2 separate regions of the Homo sapiens genome follow, and region 2 is linked to region 1. A link is an interaction called in ENCODE POLR2A ChIA-PET data of the cell type or tissue named here. Cell type or tissue: K562. All regions are shown on one strand. Links, peaks and the distances in the headings refer to the core of each region. The heading gives the core; the rest is flanking DNA. Region 1 has its middle 81 kb from the start of RASSF10. Region 2 overlaps LINC00958 (long intergenic non-protein coding RNA 958).

Region 1 (2,924 bases), core at 238-2,737:
ATGGAATACTATGCAGCCATAAAAAAGGATGAGTTCATGTCCTTTGCAGGGACATGAATGAAGCTGGAAACCATCATTCTCAGCAAACTAACACAGGAACAGAAAATCAAATACCACATGTTCTCACTCATAAGTGGGAGTTGAACAATGAGAACGCATGGACACAGGGAGGGGGAACATCACACACAGGGGCCTGTCAGGGGGTTGGGGGATAGGGGAGGGATAGCATTAGGAGAAATACCTAATGTAAATGACGAGTTGATAGGTGTAGCAAACCAACATGGCACATGTATACCTATGTAACAAACCTGCACGTTGTGCACATGTACCCTAGAACTTAAAGTATAATAAAAAAATTTTTTTAAAGATGTATACTATAAGTCACATGTTTTAATTTTTCTAATCACTACATTTACAAAATAAGGAAAAGAAGATCAAAACAATTTTAATAATATTTAACCCATATATCCAAAATATTATCATTTCAACATGTAATCAATATAAAAAATGTTAATAGGACATTTCATTTTTTTTGTTCTAAGTCTTCAAAAAGCCAGTGTGTATTTTATATTAATACCACATCTGAGTTCAGACTATCCACAAGGAAAGTGCTCAGTAGCCAGATGTGACTAGAGCCTACCTTACTGGACAGCACAAATCTAAAACATGCTTTTCAAGTCCTATAGCTGTACTGTAATTTATTTAATTTATTTAACCCCATTGCTAGAACTTATCATTTTTACAAAATTTTGCCGTTATAAATAATAATGCAATGAAGATTCTTGTATTTACATCTGTGCATATTTTATGATTTCATTATTATACACTTTTTGGGATGGAATTGATTTATCAGGGTTATCAAAGTTATAAGCCTTAAAACTCTTAATGCTGCCAAATTGCTTTCTACAAACATTTTACCGATTTCCATTTGCACCAGCAGTATACAAGATTCCCACACTTCCACCAACAATGAGTGTCACCTCTATTAACACTGAGTGTACCCCAGAACTCCCAGTCTTCTACTGTTTCAACTTGCAATGTAACAGATAACCAAGGACCACTGCTGTGCCAGCTACCTTCTTCCTGTCCCTCCAGATCTACTCTCTGCCCTTCTCCTCCCTGCTCTGTACCCAGGAAGCTGGCAATTGTGGACTGCATCAATGGTCTTGCTTGCACCCCAGCTTCCTGTTGGGTAATGTCAGTGGAAAGTACTGGTGGGAGATGGAAGGAAGCAGGAAAAGTGAGGTCAGAATATTGATTTCGCTGGGTCCCTCCCTTCTGAATTGCTGTGGGTTGGTTACGTCCCCCTAAAAGAGGCCACAGCTCCTGTCACATAACTCTCCCTATGCAGCTACCTGCTGTGGCTTCCTGGAACTCCCTCCTCTTGCCCTTTCTGGCCTAAGGAAGATAAGGAGGCTTCTAGCAATTGCTAGCCCCAAGACTCTGCATTATCCATCCCTCATTGGTTTCTCTACACTTTCCTCACACCTTTGTACATACTCTCTTTATTAAACCCTCCTTGAATACTCAGTTGAAATTCATCATCAGTTTCCTGTGAGGACCATGAATGGCACAGCCAGACAGACATTAAATAACCTGACATTAAAAAGAAAGGCCAAGATTGACCAATAAACTTACTTCAAAGGAAACACGTACTTTAGAACAGAAGAAAACTTGCTATAAAAAGAAAATTCTAATTCTAATTAATATCTTCAAAAAATATTGAGACAATGTTATAGCCATAAAATAATTATTTTAAGAGTAACATTATGAAAACAACAACCAGAAAGAAAGATTTTGGAAATGAAAACAAAATTAATTGCCAAAACAAAAAAAAAGTTAGGGTTAGACGATAAAGTCCAGAAAATATTTTAAAATGTGAGAGCTATTAAAATTATCACAAATATGAATGAAAACAGAAGAAATATAAAGAATTGACACAAATGATCCAGTGTCCAACCAGTGGGAGTCCTCAAAAGAGAACAGAACAAAAAAAAACAAGGGAGAGGGAATTAATAAGGAAATAGTACAAGGAAATTTTCCATAGTAGAAGGAAGACATGAGACTTAGAATTTGAAGGCCCTGGAAGCTCTGAACAAGACAAAAACTAAAAATCCACACCTAGAAACATTAAAAAAAAAAAAAAACTTCTAAAGAAATGAAACAGCCACAGACAAAGGAATAAAAGTCAGGCCAACATAAGACTTCCCATCAGCAACAATGGATGCTAGAAGATCCTGTCCTCTAGCAAGCCATCATCTACTCTGCAACCAGAGTCACCTTCCTTGAATTCAAATATCACCAAGCTACTTTCTTGCTTACAAATTTGCAATGGTTCTCTTTGGCATTAAGCTGAATTTGGAGTCTTCAGTTAGCTCATGTGACTCTCTATAATCTGCCCAGACCAGCCTCTCCTGCCTATTCCTGCCTCTTCAGCCTTTGCTCCACCTTGATGGGGCTCCTTGTGGTTTCCTGGACACATCATGCTGTTTCATGCCTTGCTGTATTTGCAAATACTGCTTTCTCCTCCCAGTAAGCTCATTCTTCTATTTTACCTAACAAATTCTCATGTTCTTCAAAACTCAGCTAGAGTAGCAGCTTTTCTGTGAAGTTTTCCTTGCTTTGATCCCTGCCCTAGGTGAAGCCCACAGCTGCCATTTGCCTGAGAAGAGAATTTGGGCAGAAAGCAAAACCTTTTTCAGTGACTTTCATGTGCCAAGAATTGTGCTGGGGACACAGAGTTTACATAGTTTCTCTTAAAGCTTACAGTTTTGTAGGTGAACCGGAAAAGCAAAACAAACAATTACATCAGTGTGGAGTTGTTGCAATAAATATTTGGTGCTAATGGAATACAGAAGTGGAAGCCTGGGTAAGTGAGAAAAAGCATGACAGGAAGGATTAGGGTTGAGTTCACTTTGAAGTAG
Region 2 (2,924 bases), core at 176-2,675, 100 kb before region 1:
AAGCTACCATTGACTGAGGACTTTCTTAAGTACTTCACAGGCATACTATCATTCAGCAGAACACTCTTTAATTTATCTGTGGGATAGGAATTGTGACTCCAATTTGCACATTCAAGAGCTGAGGTTTACAATATTGAAGACGCACACTCAAGTTTACTATCTGTGGAGCTATTTGATCTAAACCAGGTCTGTATGAGCCAATGTCCTGTTTTTCATTGCCTCATACTTGATTTGTTTCTTATTTTTCACTAAGGTAAATACTACTGATACAAACATCTTATACAAAATTAAAATTTAGCCTCTAGATCACAGAACGTTCAGATGGGACTGTAACTAAATGATCAGGCGAGACTGATATTCATGTCACCCAGAGACAGATACTGTGACTGTCATCTGGAAATGAACACAATTACTTTTGGGATTTTGTGTCTTTTTGTCTTTTTTTCTCTGGGAGAGGTAAGAGTACATTTGTACAAAGGCTAGTTGCATGTTATTAGGCAGAGACGTAAAACCATATTGTTGTATGGAAGTTCAAGTGTGTATAGAAGGGTGTATATGAGTAATGAGGGGCCAAAGGGGTGGACTGGACCAGATGGTCAGTTATGATTTCTCAGCTGCAAGCCCATCCTTCTATGCTCTGTGTTTTGATGCTGGGGCTGGGACTCTATAATCACATCACTCCTTTACCAGCTGGTTCTGTGAATAGGCGCACTAAAGGAAAGGTAGATGGGAGGAAGAGGAAGAGACTTACTTCTTCCAATTTTGGCATGCTGCTCCTGTCAGCATCCTCTAAGCAATAGTTTGTCTCCCTGGTAGTGGTAATTGGTTCCAAGGCAGTTTACGATATGGAAGCAGGCTGCCATCATAGCAAGCAAGTGAGAGAGAAACAGAGGGTGAGGAAGATGGAAGCCAGATTCATTTGCAATCTAATCTCAGAATTGACACCCCATCACTTTTGTTATATTCTACTCCATGCACAAGAGGATTATATGATGGCATGACTGCCAGGAGGCAGAGATTATTGGGAGCTGTCGTAGAGGTCTTCTACCATGTGATGTTAAGTCGGTGTCCCTGACGAATCAATGCATTCTGTTAGATTCTGTTCATATGTTAGTTGGTTTCTGTTTCTGTTTCTTTACTGGATTCGTATACGGTAGTCTGTTGGTGTTTGCTCCCTTTACCCTGCTTTGTAAATACAGTCAAGTCACCATATAACGATGTTTCAGTCAACGACAGACCACATATTCAACAGTGGTCCCATAAGATTATAATACCATTTTTTCTATGATGTTTTTGTATGTTTAGATACACAAATACTTACCATTGTGTTACATCTACCCTACCTGCAGTATTCAATACAGTAACATGCAGTACAGCTTTGCAGCCTAGCAGCAATAGGCTATACCATATGGTCTAGGTGTGTAGTAGGCTATACCATCTAGGTTTGTGTAAGTACACTATATGATGTTTGCACAACAATGATGAAGTTGCCTAATGAAGCATTTCTCAGAACATATCCCTGTCATTAAGGCACACGTGACTGTAATTCCTCCATTAAGAACTTTAAAATTTGAAATGACTGGGATGAATTATTTTAGCTCCTGGGCTGCAGACTGATGACTGAGTGGATAAACTCAGTGGGCTGGTACTGATCTGGGGGTTGCATGGATCCTCTGTACTTGGAAGCAGAAGACCAAGGCTAGCTTAGCTTTGCCACTCACTCGTTCTATGCCCTTGGATGATTCACTTAACCATCTTAAACCCTAGGGTCCTCATCTGGAAACTGGGGAGAATAAAGCCTCACTTTCAGGGTTATGGTGAAGATTAAGTGAAAATTCAAGTGCCTGGAAGAGTGTCGAGCACACAGTTAGCTCTCAAGAAATGGTTGCTATTATTGGTAGAAAATGTATCCTAATGTTCAATCAACCTGATTAAAAATGTCTACTTTGTCTGGGCACGGTGGCTCACGCCTGTAATCCCAGCACTTTGAGAGGCCAAGGCAGGTGGATCGCCTGAGGTCAGGAGTTCGAGACCAGCCTGGCCAACATGGTGAAACCCCGTCTCTACTAAAAATACAAAAATTAGCTGGGCATGGCGGCAGGTGCCTGTAATCTCAGCTACTCAAGACGCTGAGGCAGGAGAATTGCTTGAACTCGGGAGGTGGAGGTTGCAGTGAGCCGAGATCACGCCATTGCACTCCAGACTGGGTGACAGGAGCGAGACTTCGTCTCAAAAAAAAAGTCTATTTCACAGGGTTGTGGGGATTAAATTAGATGATGGGTGCAAAGTGCCTAGTACTGTGGTTAATGGTTGACAAGTGCCCAATAAGTATTAGTATTAAATTGCTTTTTAAAAATTTCAAATAAAATTTGTTTGTAGGCTAGAAAGTACAAGTACACTATATTAAAAAATATTTCTGTTAAAAAGGAATTAACTTGGTATCAAAATTAGGCAAGAACCCATTTTATTTATAACTACATTTAAAATTCTAAAACTGGTCGGGCACAGTGGTTCACACTTGTAATCCCAGCACTTTGGGAGACTGAGGTGGGTAGATCACTAGAGATCAGGAGTTCAAGACCAGCCTGGCCAACATAGTGAAACCCCGTCTCTACTAAAAATACAAAAAATTAGCCGGGCGTGGTGGTGTGCGCCTGTAATCTCAGCTCTTGTGATGCTGAGGCAGGAGAATCGCTTGCACCCAGGAGATGGAGGTTGCAGTGAGCCAAGATCGCACTACTGCACTCCAGCCTGGGTGACAAAGTGAGACTCTGTCAATAAATAAATAAAATTCTAAAACAAAGAGAATCCAATAATCAATTATCTCTCTCCCCCTCTCTCTCCATATGTATCATAACTAACAGATTTATTCCAATAATTCTCATCAAAATTTTTCTTTTGAGATGGTGTCACTCTGTTACCCA

The links. ChIA-PET counts read pairs that join two places held together with the same protein. Peaks named below come from ENCODE experiments on the same cell type or tissue, not always from the same donor. Only the 100,000 strongest peaks of a DNase experiment are listed, where the experiment ranks them.
Region 2: POLR2A ChIA-PET joins it to region 1 with 5 read pairs; 1 of 35 experiments calls an interaction of 5 or more read pairs at or near these places.

The regions. Positions count from the first base shown.
Region 1 is chr11:13,089,183-13,092,106 of GRCh38, forward strand. No RefSeq gene overlaps it. Among named protein-coding and RNA genes, the nearest start is that of RASSF10, 81 kb to the left of the region's middle. In K562, for the core only: no CTCF peak of the experiment used is centred there; DNase peaks (open chromatin) are centred at 1,379 and 2,429; H3K4me3 peaks cover 246 bases.
Region 2 is chr11:12,985,289-12,988,212 of GRCh38, forward strand. All of the region lies in intron 1 of LINC00958 (long intergenic non-protein coding RNA 958), which reads right to left. Among named protein-coding and RNA genes, the nearest start is that of LINC00958, 2.8 kb to the right of the region's middle. In K562, for the core only: no CTCF peak of the experiment used is centred there; no DNase peak of the experiment used is centred there; H3K4me3 peaks cover 2,004 bases.